3 separate regions of the Homo sapiens genome follow, and regions 1 and 2 are each linked to region 3. The links are chromatin contacts, found by Hi-C or POLR2A ChIA-PET in ENCODE. All regions are on one chromosome and are shown on one strand. Each heading gives the region's core, a stretch centred on a gene start or an enhancer-like site at or near the end of the contact. The rest is flanking DNA. Distances are from core to core; before and after follow the strand shown. Region 1 holds the start of BICDL1 (BICD family like cargo adaptor 1). Region 2 holds the start of VPS37B (VPS37B subunit of ESCRT-I). Region 3 holds the start of RHOF (ras homolog family member F, filopodia associated).

Region 1 (4,380 bases), core at 1,633-4,132, 1.8 Mb after region 3:
CTGAGTTTCAACAATGATCAATATTTGGCCTGTAAGTATATGTTAAGTATATGTTAGTTATATTCACATTGTTGTGCGACTATCTCCAGAACTTAAAATTGAACTTTTAAAACTAGAGTTCATATGCTGACCTGCAGAGGAATGAAGGTTTTAAAAAATAGTTTAAAGAGTTTTAAACTATTGTTGTCCATTAAGTAAATAACAAAATGTCAAAGATAATTTATTCTTTTACAATACAACCTTTTTTTGTTACCATTCTGAAATCTTTGCCCTATGTTGAAGAAATGTATAAAGGCTCCACATGGAACCCAGAATGTATGTAATTGCACACTCAGGATTACTATGAAATCTGGCACTAATCAAACTGATACGGTGCTCCTTTCAAGTCAGCTGTCTCTTCAATCAAGTCCTTCACTGAAGAAATTTCAAATCACAAGTATAAATCTCTGTAGTTGTACTTCTTTACAAAGTCGTACAACTGAATCTCTTTATAAAAAAAAAAGGAAGGCTTTTTATTTCTAGACCTCTACTTCAAGTGAAAATTAAACAATTCAATTCATTAGGCTGCTTTTTGGCAGTCTACCTATAGGTTTCACAAACGACTTTTCAGAGAGGTATCTCAGGAGTTCATCGACTGGCAGACCTAGTTAGCAGGACAACCGAACTACAGGGCACTCACAGGTTTCCTTTTTTTCTCCCGGATTTACTTTTACGTCGCTGGACTATAGGCATACTTAAATCTTATTACAGAATATTTCTGAATTTCCATTCTGACTGTTCAACCAGTAGCAGAGATACGGAACCTGACTAGGGTCAATTTCAAACCTCATTCAGGTCTGTACTATTGTCTTGCTGTAACTAAGAATGAAAAGAGCTGGCTGCAACCAAACTAGGTAACAATAATAGTAAACGCACAGGCAGGAAAGGTAAGTCACAGGTGACTCCCTCTCCCCATCCCCCTGCCCCTTTTTTTTGCAATCTAATTTTTAGAAATGCTGGCATTCTGTACTGCATTCAAGGCCCTTTTCTAGTTAAGGGCAAGAAAACAAACAACTCTGAAAGACTGCCTAGAGAACTGGCAGAAATATTACGGATACCTTAACAGGTATTTTATAACAGAAGTTAAAGTAATATGGTTCTCATAGGTTGCATTTGGTCATTCAATTGCAAGCCTGAGACCCAGAACACAGAAAAGTACTGTTTAAATACACATAAATACTGAGGCCCAAATTAAATCCACTACCAGCGGTCACATGTTGAGCCCTGGCTCGCCTGATTTCTGCAATGGAACCACATTTCCTAATCCCTGAGCATTTGAAGGCTATATAAAGCTCCTTTAGGGGCACTTGTTTCCCACAACTCTGAGCTGCCAGGAAGTTAAGACAAGGGCATCTAAAGGCCTTAACGCCCAAACTGGAAGGCTTTAGGCTAACACCCTGATTAGAGATTAACTGCTCTGAAAACCTGCAACATATTTTAAATGCTTCCCGACTTCCTCATTTCTCTGTATGCAGACATCACCTCAGTGCTATATAGTCATACTGTAAGCTCTATTTTAGATGCTGGGTACAGTACGTATATAGAACGGCCCACAGCGGCTGGAGCCACGCATGGACCCATTTGCTGTGAGCGGGGTGGGGAAGTCAAGTGGGTTCAACGAAATCTGATAATCCTCCATCCTCCCTCCCCCATTCATTCCAGATTTTCTGCGAGGTAGGGTGAGCAACGAAGTGGGGGTGAGTGGTTCCCTAACTGCCCAGGGCCGGGCGCGTGCCTGGGCGGCCCCTGCTCCCCACCCATCCCTGGAGGGAGGTCCTCACCTCGAGCTTGTCTGTCAGCTCCTTATGCATCTGCTCGTACTGCCGGCTCATGTCCTGGTTCCTCTCGAGCAGCGCCTTACCCAGCCGGGCCGCCAACACCAGATCCTTCTCCTTCTGTCGGATCACCGACAGCAGCTCGGGGTCCTGGGAGGGCGGCGGCTGCGGTCCGGCCCCCTCGGCCAGAGACCCAGGCTCGGCCTGAGGGTGTTCCCCGGGGTCGGACGGCCGCTCCCCGGCCGCCAGCAGCGCCAGCTCCTCCTCTAACGCCAGTTCTAGCTCCCCGGAGCCCCCGGGGAAGATGAGGGCGGCGGCGGCGGCGGGACTCCGGACTGCGTCCCCGGCCGCGGCGGGCAGCTCCATGCAGCAGGCGCTGTCCGGCTCGGCGGGTGCTGAAGCGCGGCCGACCAAGCCCAGGCAGAAAGCGGACATGGCCCGCGCGCGCGGAGCCCGCAGCGGTGCGGCCCGGCCCGCGCGCGCCAGGCTGCAGGGGGGAGGGGCCCTGCCGCGCCGCCCCGCGTCCCGCGCCTCGCCTCGCGCCGCGGCACGCGCCCCCGGGTCCCCGCGAGCCCTGGGCGCGGCGCGCGCCGGCCCGCCCCTCCCCCGCGCCGGCGGCACGCGCCCCCTCCCCCGCCCCCGGGCTCAGCTGCTCAGGCGCGCGCGGGAGGAGGGGGTGGGGGTAGTGGCGGAGTAGGTGGTGGGAACGGGAAGGCTGGGGAAGGGAGGACTCAGGAACAGAGACTGAGGGTCGGCGAAGCGGGAGGGGAGGAAGCGAGGAGGAACGCCGCCGCCGGGTTCTCAGCCGCCCTGTTGCCGCTGCCGCTGCTGCTGCTGCTGCCGCCGCCGGCCGGGCAGCGCCTCACGGGGCGGGCTGCGCTCCGCTGTCGCCGCGACGCTTCCTGCTGCTGCTGCTGTTGCCGGCGGCCGCTCTCTGCAGCCGCACTCCATGACCCCCGGCTCCGCGGCAGCCCCAGCAGCAGCGGCGGCGACGGCGGCTGCTGCTGCTGCAGGGGCCGAGGCGGCGGCTCCACATCGCGCGCCGCGCAACCCGGCGAGCTCCTTCCTGCCTTCCCCGGCTCCTCCCGGCTCACCGGGCCGGCAGCGCCCCGCCCCGGGCTTCCGGCCGCGTCCCCTCGCCCCGCCCCTTGCCGGCGCCTGACGCGCGCGGGCACCTGTTCGCCCCGCCCGCGCGGGATTCGCCGGCTCGCGGGTCTCCTCAGCGACGCCCAGGTGGCGCCGGCGGCCTTAACCCCTGCTCTGCCTCACGCCCTGCGGGCGGCTGCGCGCGCCGCCTGCGGAGGCGGCTGGCGCATCCCTCACGGTCCTGGCTGCCTCACCGCGCGGCCACGCCCCCAGCCTTGCACCCACTTCGGGGTGCGGTTCCGCCCTCAGCCTCGCTCAGAGCTGGGGTGTGGCCACGCCCTCAGCTCTCGTACCTCGGGGTGTGGCCTCGCACCCGGCCTCGCTCTCACCTCGGACGGAGCGCGGCCCCGCCCACCGCCTGCTGCTCACCTCCAGGCGCGGCCCCGCCCCCAGCTACTTGGAAGCCGGGGCGCGCCTCAGAGTTCTGTTGCCGCATCTCTGGTGGTGTCTGGGGCAAAGGGGACTGAGGACATTCCTCCAAGACTGGTGACCCGGCCCCGAGAAAGACATACCCTCACGAAATTTAGGTCTGGGCCCCCAGGAGAACTAAGCAGTCAGGAGAGGGAGCCCTAGAGAGCAGTAGGAGGAGGGAGGACTTCGGAAACCAGGCATCTTCATGCTGATGACTCAGGGATATGAAGGACCAGATGCTTCGCAGATCAGCAGCCCGGAGAGAAAGGGTTTCTGCGGAGAAATAACGGAAAAAACTGCTCACAGATGGGAATACGAAGCAAAGAACCTCCCTAATAATAACTACCGTTTATTCGGCACTCAGTGTGTGCCATGTCCTGTATTAAGTGCTTGATAGTCATTATTTTAGATAATCCTCACAAGAACTTTATAAAATCAGTACTGCCGCTTGTCATTTTAACAGAGAAGGAAATTAAAGCCTGAGAGATGGCATCGTCTGCCCAGGTCATTACAACTGGTAGAGTCAGGATTGAGATCTAGCCAGGCCGACGCCAGGGATCACGTGAATCATTATTCTTTATTTTCTTCACATAGAAGCAGTCTTGAGGAAGATAAATGGTCCTTTGTGACCAAGATGGATTGGGTGGATATGGAAGGAACATTTCCTCAATGATTAAAGGAAGGTTTGGAGAGCCTACTGGGTGACTTGCAGTCATTCCTTGGTGTTGACCTCGTTGGTGGTGCTACGTGTCTCCTATTTCCAGAAACAATCCCATCTAAAGCTAGAATTCGTCCCTATGCTTCCTTTTCCTCTTGGACAGACAACCCATTTTTTACTTGGATCATGCCTTTCTTCTTTTCATCCCAGTGAGATGGAAATTTCAGAACATCAAGAGGCTGAAATGGGTCAAATAGTTTCTCATGGTTTTTATCGCTTATTAAATTCAGAGCCTAAACAATATTCAAGTTTTAACATCGTTACCCTTAGACTGAAGGCCAGAATCTGAAA
Region 2 (4,417 bases), core at 256-2,755, 1.1 Mb before region 3:
GGAGGCGGAGATTGAGGTGAGCTGAGATCGCACCACTGCACTCCAGCCTGGACGACAGAGCAAGACTCTGTCTCAAAAAATAAAAAAAGCAATAGTTCCTCTAACTTTCATCATTTTTCTGCAAACACGAGCCCTTAGTACAACGGGCTGGAAGGAGAGAAGAGGTTGGCAGAGCCCAGCCTAACGTATGGATGGAGAACACAGACCTTATGTTTTACCCATGGAGTTGCAGAAGAATCAGCTTTATACACAAAGCCCCTAAGTCTGCCGATAAGCATTTGCTGAATGCCTCGACTGTGTTCAGAGCTGAGTTATGAGACGAGGTCAGTGTGTTATGATGCCAGCGTGGTGGACGCCAGACTGGGAGCCAGGAGACCTGCCAATTACTTGATTTTCAGAAACAAAGCAAAAGCCCAAAAAATTTCCCCTTCTCAGGGCTTCAGTTCCCTTATGTGTAAAATTAGGGGGCTGTCATGGTTAACCTCAGCCTTAGGTTTCTTCTAACTAGAACTGTGACAGATTCCAAAGTAGGATAATGAGTTCCCAGGCTCCTGGATCTTAAGAGGCTTCCCGGTAGCTGAGAGACTGAGAGCGACTGCACCCTAAATCGTGTTGTTTCTGAAAGAGCACAGGTTGGCCCACCTGGATGTCTGGGCACCTTCCTCTGAGGTGATGCAAAGGGGCCACTCAATGGGTCCTTGCTCAAAATGCTCCAGCCTTACTGGCCTTCTTCCCATTCCTGAATGCACCAAGTTAGTCCTGTCCCAGGGCCTTTGCACGTGCTGGTTTTGCTGCCTTGAGCTTCCTACAGGAATGGTGGCTGGTTCCTCCCTTCTCATCCTTCACATTTCCTTAGACGCCACCTTCTCCGAAAGTGCCATCTCTTACTACCCTAAAGGTCTTTTTATTTTCTTATTTCAGTGTCCATTCCCTTATTTGTGATCGCCTAATTATTTTACTTATTTCTTGTTTTGTTTGCGTCCTCTTTCATTCTGTTAGCTCCATGTAAGCAGGGGTCCGTTTTGCTTTATTCAGAACTGTATACTCAATGCCCAGTACAGAGTAGGTCTCAAAACATATTTGTTAAATGAATGACGTGGCAGCTCCACAATTCCAAGTAACCAATGACACCTAAAGTTGTTTCCCCATGAAGTCTCTGTCTTTTGGGTTCCGTGCATCGGGCTGGGCTCACAGGCTGCGGGAACTTCCTTCCCACTGCCTGTTTTCCTTGGATCGCGGTATCTCTCTTCCTGGAGGAAAAAGGCTCTTATGACCTCATGGCGCGCTCTCCCGAGCCGCAGTGACGTCATTAATGCGCTCACGCGTCACAGCCCAATCATAGGGCCCTTCCCCTCCCTTTAGAAGTCCCGACTGTCCCTGACACATTCCACTCCAAGCGAGCCGCGACACTTACGTCACGTCCGCCCGCCCGCGCGGTGATGACGTCACGACCCAGGGCTGGCGTCACGTGTCCCCCCCGCGGGGGGCGGCCCTTGAGGGCGGCGCTTCCGGTCGGCGGAGCCTGGTGGCCGCAGCGGCGGTGGCGACGACGGCCGAGACGTGGGGATGGCGGGCGCCGGGAGCGAAGCCCGGTTCGCCGGGCTGTCGCTGGTGCAGCTCAACGAGCTGCTGGAGGACGAGGGCCAGCTGACGGAGATGGTGCAGAAGATGGAGGAGGTGAGCCGAGCTGGGCTTAAGGCGGCGGCTGTGAGGCCTCGAGCGGGGTTCGCTCCTCGAACGGTGGCCGGAGGCGGAGGCGACCGCGGCGCCTCCGGTCGTGTTGAGGGGACTGGGCTAGAAATGGGGGCGCTTGGGGCGGGGTGCGGGAGCCAGGGAACCGCGACTGGTGCTTAGGCAGGAATAGGGGGCCTGAGAGGGGGTTTGAGGCACTGAGGGGACCGAGACTAGGGCGGAGGCGGGAAAAAGGGTCCTGAGACGGGGCTTGGGGAGCCGATTGGGGGTCCTGAGACAAGGTTTTGTGGGGCTGAGGACTTAAGGCTGGGTCTGAAGACTTAAGGCTGGGTCTGAAGTGGAGATTAGGGAGCCTGGAATGGGAATTTGGGGATTAGAGTGCTATCGTTGGGTCTAGGCGGAAGAGGACGGAACTGGGGGGATCTGAGATTGGTTTGGTCGGAGGAGCGGGGAGAGTAATAAGGGCTGAGTCGGAGGCGAGGATTAGGGGTGACTGAGGGGGACCAAGAGCTAGATCTGGTAGAGGTTGGGGGGTTTCCTTTGAGAGGAAAGGTTGGGGACAACCAGGGGGACTGAGGCAGCTATAGGGGATCAGAGTAGGTTTTGGGGGACTGAGTGGACTATCCAAATAGGACTCTTAGGAGAGGATTGAGGGTTCCAAGATGGGTTCGGGAGGCTGAGGGTCTGTAGCTGAGTCTATGAGGTGGTTCTGAGGCTCTTTAAGGGTTGGGCGAGGGTCCCCAGCCCAGGGTTTGGAGGCAGGAGTCCATGGTCATACCATAGCCAGGGTAAGGTTTGAAGGTTCCATGTATCTAAGGGGTCCCAATAATGCCCCTGGAGTCTGACTTCTTTTGAAGTGGCCCCAGCAGAGTTACGGGAGTTCGTGGATGGGCCTAAGGGTGGCGACAGGATACGTTTTTCTGTAAGGGTTGCCCCCTCCACCGAGGAAGGGAAGGTGGGAAATTTAGTGTGGCTGGCTTTGTACCACTGCGTCCCACGTGTCTGGGACTAAGGAAGGTTCCTGGAGCAGTTTCAGGAAGAAGTTAAAATGGGGGTTTGGGGCTGGCTGCCAACCCTCACCTCTGAGAGTCAAGCCTTGCCCAGCCCCTGGAAGGCATGTGCCAGCTCCTGTTTCTGGTTATCTTCCTTCACACCTTGAGGTGTGGTTTGCTCTCGGGTAACTGACTTCATCCTTGCAGATTTGCAGTGTGTGCTCCCTTTCTCTCAACCCATTTGGACTCATTCTCGGAAAGTCTGATCTTTTGGGTCTGGTTCTCCTCCAGGCAGGTGGGCCCAGGCTAATCCCAGCTCTTCCTGGCCCACCTACCACTCCTTTATGTCTCTGAAGTCTGAGCCTTCCCACGCCTACAGTGCTGAGCCTCTCACCCAGGAGCCCGTGTGGGGGCTTTTGGCTTTCTTTCCGAAGAGGGATTGTTCAGCACCAAGCCAGCCCCCTTAAAAGAGAGCTTGTATGGAGGTTGCACATTCAAAATCCCTGGAAAACCCTCAACAGATCATTGTCCGGAGCTACAGAGAGGCCACTGTAGTAAGATGGTATCAGTCTTTCCATTAATACACCCCTTGTATTCATGGGCTTTGTAACTTGACACATAATAACGTTGCTCCAAGATGCAGTGTACCCCGTTTATGGTCTCCATGTGGCACCTTCCATTTTGGAGAATAATAAGTGATAAAATCCATCCTTCTTAGCTGAATGAGTTTCATGTCTCCAAAGAAAAAATCTTTGCTTAGTTTCTCTGCTTTTCAGTTGCTGGGAGACCTTTTGTTGATTGTCAGCAGGGTTTTTCTGGTTTAATAATAAAATGATAGGTATATTTTTCTAATGTGTAACACTGCCTACAAGTTATTTTGGTATATGTGACTATTCTGTTGCAGTAAGAACTGAGTACTGTAGCTTTGTTGGTGGAACATTAATAGAAATAAACTGCCTTTAGTGGAGGGAAGCTTGTGGAAAGAATCAAGTTCATTCTGTTCACTTGGAGGCTGTTAGGGACAACCTCACCTGTTTCCTCTACCTCAGAACCTGAAGATTATTTTTTAAAGAGAAAGGTAAATTCATCTGGCAGGATTTTTTTTTTTTTTTTTTTTTTTTGAGTAAAAGTGACCTTCATACCTGAATACCCAAGAGAAGTATTGAGGCCTGAGCGACTCCACTTGATAAGCCTGCATAGTTCACATTAAATTACTCAGCAGTAGTTTGCTTTTCTGGGTGTAGTGCTTTTAAAACAAGGAAACAACTTGAAAACCAAAATACCTTAGCTCACCTAGCGAGGATCACTGTCAATCCTGTCGTCCTGGTCATGTGTGGTGTGCCTTTCTCGGAATGGGTGTAATGTGAACCGAAATTTTTGGTCATGGTAGTTTCACTCATCTGGTAATGCTATGCATTGGCTTATGTTGGGGGTAATTGTGAGACACAATAGAAGAAAATATTTTATGAACTGTTGACCAAATGGAACATTTGTGATGGCGTGTTAAAGAACATTCTGGTTTTGGAATCACACACTCCAGACTGGACTTGGCCGCTTCCCAGCTGTGTGATTGCAGGCAAGTCACTTCACCTGCCTGAGTATCTGTTGGAAAAGGATAATATGACAGTAATACCTATTTCATAGAGTGAGGATCAGGTGAGATGATGCCTATTAGTACTTAACACAGCCCATCAGTAGGGCTCAATAAAAAGTAATTGCAATAATTAATCACT
Region 3 (4,648 bases), core at 1,027-3,526:
GGGCCAGTATCAGCTGTTCTGCCTGGACCCAGGCCGGGCTGGGAAGGCACACTTGTGCTTATTTCCCGCCTCCACTTCTGTGCAAGCTTGTGCTGTCATAAGCAGAGATCACAGCCCCATTTCTTGGATGGAGAAAGTGGACACTGAGGTCTGAGGCTTTTGAGGACAGTCAGGAGCCCTCCTATGGGCTCCAGTGATGCACTCACCAGCTTCTGGTCCTCTTCTTCCACCTCTTAGAGTGCCTTGGCTCCCTCCTGTCGTCCTGGGGAACCTCGGCCCCAGCCCTGCCTCCCCAGCCAGTCACAGCTCCTCCCTGGTCACCCTGAGGGAGCTCAGGGCCCGGCTGGTAGCTGGGTTGCTCTGCTTCTGTCCCCCACTCCTGTGGAGCCTGGCAGGCAACTCCATGATCTGACCCCGGTTACCTTGACAGCCCTGCCTGGCCTCCCCTCTCATGGCCCAGCCACCCCAGAACCTGAAGAGGTTTTCTAGCTGCCGTGCATTTGCCAGGCTGGGTTACCCACCCTACTTTCCCTGCCTGCCCTCCAGTGCTGCCAGGCCTAGTGTGCCAGCCAGCGCTCAGCCTTCAGTAAAGGGTTCCCCTGCTTCCAACCTCCATTGCACTGCTTCCCCTAAGACTGTGACCTCCTGGAAGGCTGGAGCACAACTGCCTCTCAATAAACGTGTTGCAAAAAAGGAATGGATGAGTTGCTGTGCATTTGTCTAGGGGGTGCTTGACCCAGGAGATTACCCTTTGCCCAGTGCCTGAAGAGGGCGTCCACTGAGAACCTGGGGTGCCTCCCCGGCCTCCCCTTCCCAGCTCTGCTGTGGTCTTGGGATTCTGTGGGCGGTCGCTGCTGCCCTCTGGTGGTCAGACCGTGCCTTGCTTGCACTGTGAGAACCTTGACCATGGAACTGCCAGGTTGGCGGTTTTCCTCCACGAAGTGAGGTTTACATGACCCTTGCCGAGACCTTGAAAACTGGGAGTCTTCGGGGTGGGGTCGCCAGCAAAAAGATCCTGAGTCCTGCCAGCCCCTATCTGAGGAAACTACGAAGGCCACTTGCCCCCAACCATGCTGCTGTTGGGGGTTTTGTTAGAAATGGGCTCTTCCTACCCCAGCTGGTAGGATCCCACTCTCGGCCATGCTCTCGTGCCTGTCTGCCGTGGACCGGCTCCAGGGGGGGGTCCCTCTGCCACCCTGTCGACTCATCTGGGTGGTGCAGAGGGCAGTCAGCCCGCCCAGGGTGAGGAGTAAGAGGAGGGGTGGGGGTTACGGGTAATTCAGCCAGCAGCCCTGATAGCACTGCCTACAGTAAGTGCTCAACAAATAAGCTGTTTTGATCAGGGGATGGGAGAGTTGGGGGGATTCCTGGGATGAAGGACATGTGGCTGCTGGCAAGGAAACGCATTTTCTTACATTTCTTGGTGGGTGTGGGGTTATCAGTCTCCAAAGCTCCAGGAGAGGGACCAAGTTGACTTCAACTAGAGCTACTCCAACCTGCCCCTCCCTGACGACGTCTTGCGTGGTTCACGCCTCTGGCTCCTGCCGGAAGGAGGCGGCCGCCCCTAGTGGTTTCGGGCCAACCTGCGCCCGGAGCGGCCGGCGCCGAGGCGATTGCCCGGCAGAGGGCGTCAGACGTCCACCCTGCAGCCCAGGGTCGGGGTGCGGGTAAGCGGAGCCCAGTCCCTCACCCCGAACCCGCGTGCACGCTGGCGTCCCTGGCCCAGGCGAGGTGGGCAGACATGACTCTCGCGTCAGCATCTTCCCTGGTGCCACCGCCGCTACCTCCTGTGGGGAAGCTGAGGCCAGAGGCGGACATGTGCCAAGCCACACCGCTGGGGCAGTGCAAAGTTGAGGGGCTCTTCCCGGAGCTGGAGGCCGGGGGCTTCTCGAACCCGGTGCGGAGGCACAGCCAGCCAATCCGGGAGACCCTGTCTGGCCGCGCCAGCCAATCAGAGGGTCCCTGCCGAAGGCGGAGCCTGCTAATCAGGGGCACCTGGAGTCGCTGGGCAGCCACGATCGGGTCTCGCCGGCGAGGGGCGCGACGTGACGCGCGGAGGGTGGCGGTGGGTTGGGGGTGGGAGCTTTGCTCGCAGCTGAGCCCCGTTTTTCCGGTGCTGCAGTATCCCTGGGACTGAGAGCTGAATACCCACACCCAGGGCTGAGACCTTAGCAGAAAGGAAACTGAGGCTGGGAGGTCGGCCGGGAGGCTGCCTGGCGGAGGCGGCGCTGCTCCGAGTGGGCGGGGCTGGTTCCGGCCCCGCCCCGCCCCCGACCTCTTGGCTCCGCTAGTGCCCGGCGCGCCGCCGCCAGTGCTGCGGGCTCCGGGCAATGGATGCCCCCGGGGCCCTGGCCCAGACCGCCGCCCCCGGTCCGGGCAGGAAGGAGCTGAAGATCGTGATCGTGGGCGACGGCGGCTGCGGCAAGACCTCGCTGCTCATGGTGTACAGCCAGGGCTCCTTCCCCGAGGTGAGGCCCGCAGCGGGGCTGGGGTGGGGGCGAGGGACGCCCCTTACCCTGAGCCCAGAGCCCCGACCCTCAGTCCCCAGCGTCCCGAGCACGGACAGGCGGCCGCCACCCCGGGGCGCCCCCTCGGGAATTCCAGAGCCCAGCGGGGTGAGGGGGGGCTGATCCGGGACGAGTGAGGGGGGTGGACAGTGGATTCAGCTGGAACTTTGGCCCCCGCCGGCCCCACTAAGGACCAACCCGACCCCCTCTCCCGCAGCACTACGCCCCATCGGTGTTCGAGAAGTACACGGCCAGCGTGACCGTTGGCAGCAAGGAGGTGACCCTGAACCTCTACGACACGGCCGGTGAGTGCGCCTGCGCGCCGGGGGGCCCGAGGGTCCGCCCGCCCGAAGGGTTTCCCCTCCCGGGCGTCCCCCACTGGGTGTCCCCGCCCTGCAGCCTTGGCAGGGCCTTGGCCGGCTCTTCACTCCTGGAGGCCGCTCAGGGGCGCTGGCTGCGGGGCCCTAGAGGCCAAGCCCTATACGTAAGTGGAAGGTGTTTGGAGGAGGAGGTGAACTCTGGGGCCACCCTCCCAGCTCTGTGCTGAGAGCCCACAGCTCGTTCCTCTCCTGTGGTTCTAGAAAGCAGTGGGCTGCTCTTGGGCCTCCCATGGTTCCAGGATTGCTGCGCTACCTGCTGTGGTCTCTGCAGACTCTGTGAGCTGCAGATTTGAGTCCCTTGGTGCTCGGATTGCCTGGGCTGTGTGTCTGGGTCCTGTGGTTCTGGGATGCTCCCGGCTGCAGATCAGCCTGTGGCTCCAGGGCTCTGTGGCCTGCGCTCTGCAGCCTGAGGCTCTGGGGTCCTGTGGATGCGAGTTCTGTGTCTGCAGCTCCCAGGATTCCACGGCTTGCAGTTGGTGGTTCTGGAATTGCGTGGCTACAATTACTTCTGTGCTTTCCTAGTTCCCTGGGACAAAACCAGACAGTGTAGAAAATGAACTGAGGAAGGAACAGAGCACTGGGGGCAGGGGCCCCACACCAGGCTCTGCCTGCCACCTGCAGGCCCCCACGGGTGGTTTACGGATTTATGTGCAATTGCTTGGGAGTCGGTGTTGTGAGGGGTGGGGACAGGAGAAACAGTCAGTGGGAGGACCCTGACTCCCATCTGGGCTTCATCAACATTGGGGACCAAAGGTTGAGATCCCCAGGTGGGGCCTCACCCCACCTCTGTGACTCAGTGTTTAGTGACCTGCAGGGAACCACGTCATCCGGTGGCCCTCTCCGGCCAGCCAAGCCTTGTGTGTGTGAGGTGAGGTCAGACACTGACCTAGGATGGAGCCAAAATCCAGACACCTCCACCCCCACCTAGACCTTGGAGAGGACCCGAAAAGGGGCTGTCCTAGCTCAGAGCCCCCCTCCATTCCGACTTCAGCAGGTCCTATCGTGGCCTCTGAGGAACCTGTCTTTGTGGGATGTGGGCCCTGTAGGGCCAACCCCAAAACAGCGCCTGTCTCTAGCCCCTGGTGAGCTGGGAGAGCTGAGGCATCAGAGGAATTCCCGGGGCGTGGCCCGGGGGTAGTAAAAGTCATGGTCTGGGACACCTTTACTCTCATGTTTCCTGTGCAGTAGCCAGGGAGGGGCAAGGTCATTGACCCACTTTTTGAGTCAAGTGCTGCTGGGTGGAGACATTCACAGCAACCCACTGCCCTGCAAGAGGTCAGGAGGTTTTTTCTTTCCTCCTCCTCTGCCATCAGGGCCTCCCCTATCAGGTCCCGGGGTTCACTGTTCAGGGCAGCCTCCACATCATAAGAACAGGGATGGCCTTTCTGGCCTTGCCCAGAGAGAGATGCTCAAGGAACATGTCAGAGTAGATTGAGTTGTGGAGATTCTGGAAAGCTGCAAGTTGCTGTAGGAAGAATTTGTGCTAAGAGCTGCTACCAGAGGGATGGAGGAGCATCCCCTGCTACAGTCACCAGAAGCAGGCGACCACTGGCACCATGGGGATCCCATCCATGGTCCCATCCTGTTCCTGCCATCCTCTTTGGAGTCAGATCTGGGCTTTGACCCCAGCTCTATTGGCTACGTATCATTGGGGATGTCTGGGCCTCAGTTTCCTGATCTGTCATGAGCACTAAGAGGGTCATGAGGATTAAATCAGATTAATATATGATGTCCACCAGCCTGCCCAACATGGTGAAACCC

What was found. A loop is a pair of places that touch in the nucleus more often than their neighbours do. ChIA-PET counts read pairs that join two places held with the same protein, here RNA polymerase II (POLR2A). Pooled maps may share reads with other maps.
Region 1: a loop to region 3 is called in a pooled map, with 4 times the contacts of the local background. The contact joins the promoter of BICDL1 here to the promoter of RHOF in region 3. A Hi-C loop is called at or near these places in 1 of 37 single-sample maps with no recorded cell type and 4 of 50 pooled maps. POLR2A ChIA-PET finds 5 or more read pairs at or near these places in 1 of 52 experiments (CD8-positive, alpha-beta memory T cell).
Region 2: a pooled map shows a loop between it and region 3 (2.9-fold over the local background). The contact joins the promoter of VPS37B here to the promoter of RHOF in region 3. A Hi-C loop is called at or near these places in 2 of 37 single-sample maps with no recorded cell type and 7 of 50 pooled maps.

The regions. Positions count from the first base shown.
Region 1 is chr12:119,987,738-119,992,117 of GRCh38, reverse strand. BICDL1 (BICD family like cargo adaptor 1) reads right to left here and starts at 2,882. Exons shown (of 10, transcript NM_001367886.1): 1 at 1,821-2,882. The coding sequence starts at 2,249. RefSeq lists silencers at 1,905-2,114, 2,125-2,194, 2,245-2,334, 2,615-3,254, 3,275-3,334 and 1 more and enhancers at 1,266-2,237, 2,238-3,211.
Region 2 is chr12:122,893,212-122,897,628 of GRCh38, reverse strand. It overlaps VPS37B (VPS37B subunit of ESCRT-I), which reads left to right and starts at 1,505. Exons shown (of 4, transcript NM_024667.3): 1 at 1,505-1,677. The coding sequence starts at 1,567. RefSeq lists a silencer at 1,362-1,511 and an enhancer at 1,692-1,841.
Region 3 is chr12:121,791,316-121,795,963 of GRCh38, reverse strand. RHOF (ras homolog family member F, filopodia associated) reads left to right here and starts at 2,276. Exons shown (of 5, transcript NM_019034.3): 1 at 2,276-2,468; 2 at 2,725-2,812. The coding sequence starts at 2,331. It overlaps LINC01089 (long intergenic non-protein coding RNA 1089), which reads left to right. Exons shown (of 4, transcript NR_152740.1): 4 at 1-697. It also overlaps a transcript of SETD1B not described here. RefSeq lists enhancers at 282-451, 747-1,287, 1,832-1,881, 1,828-2,368, 2,374-3,205 and a silencer at 2,362-2,901.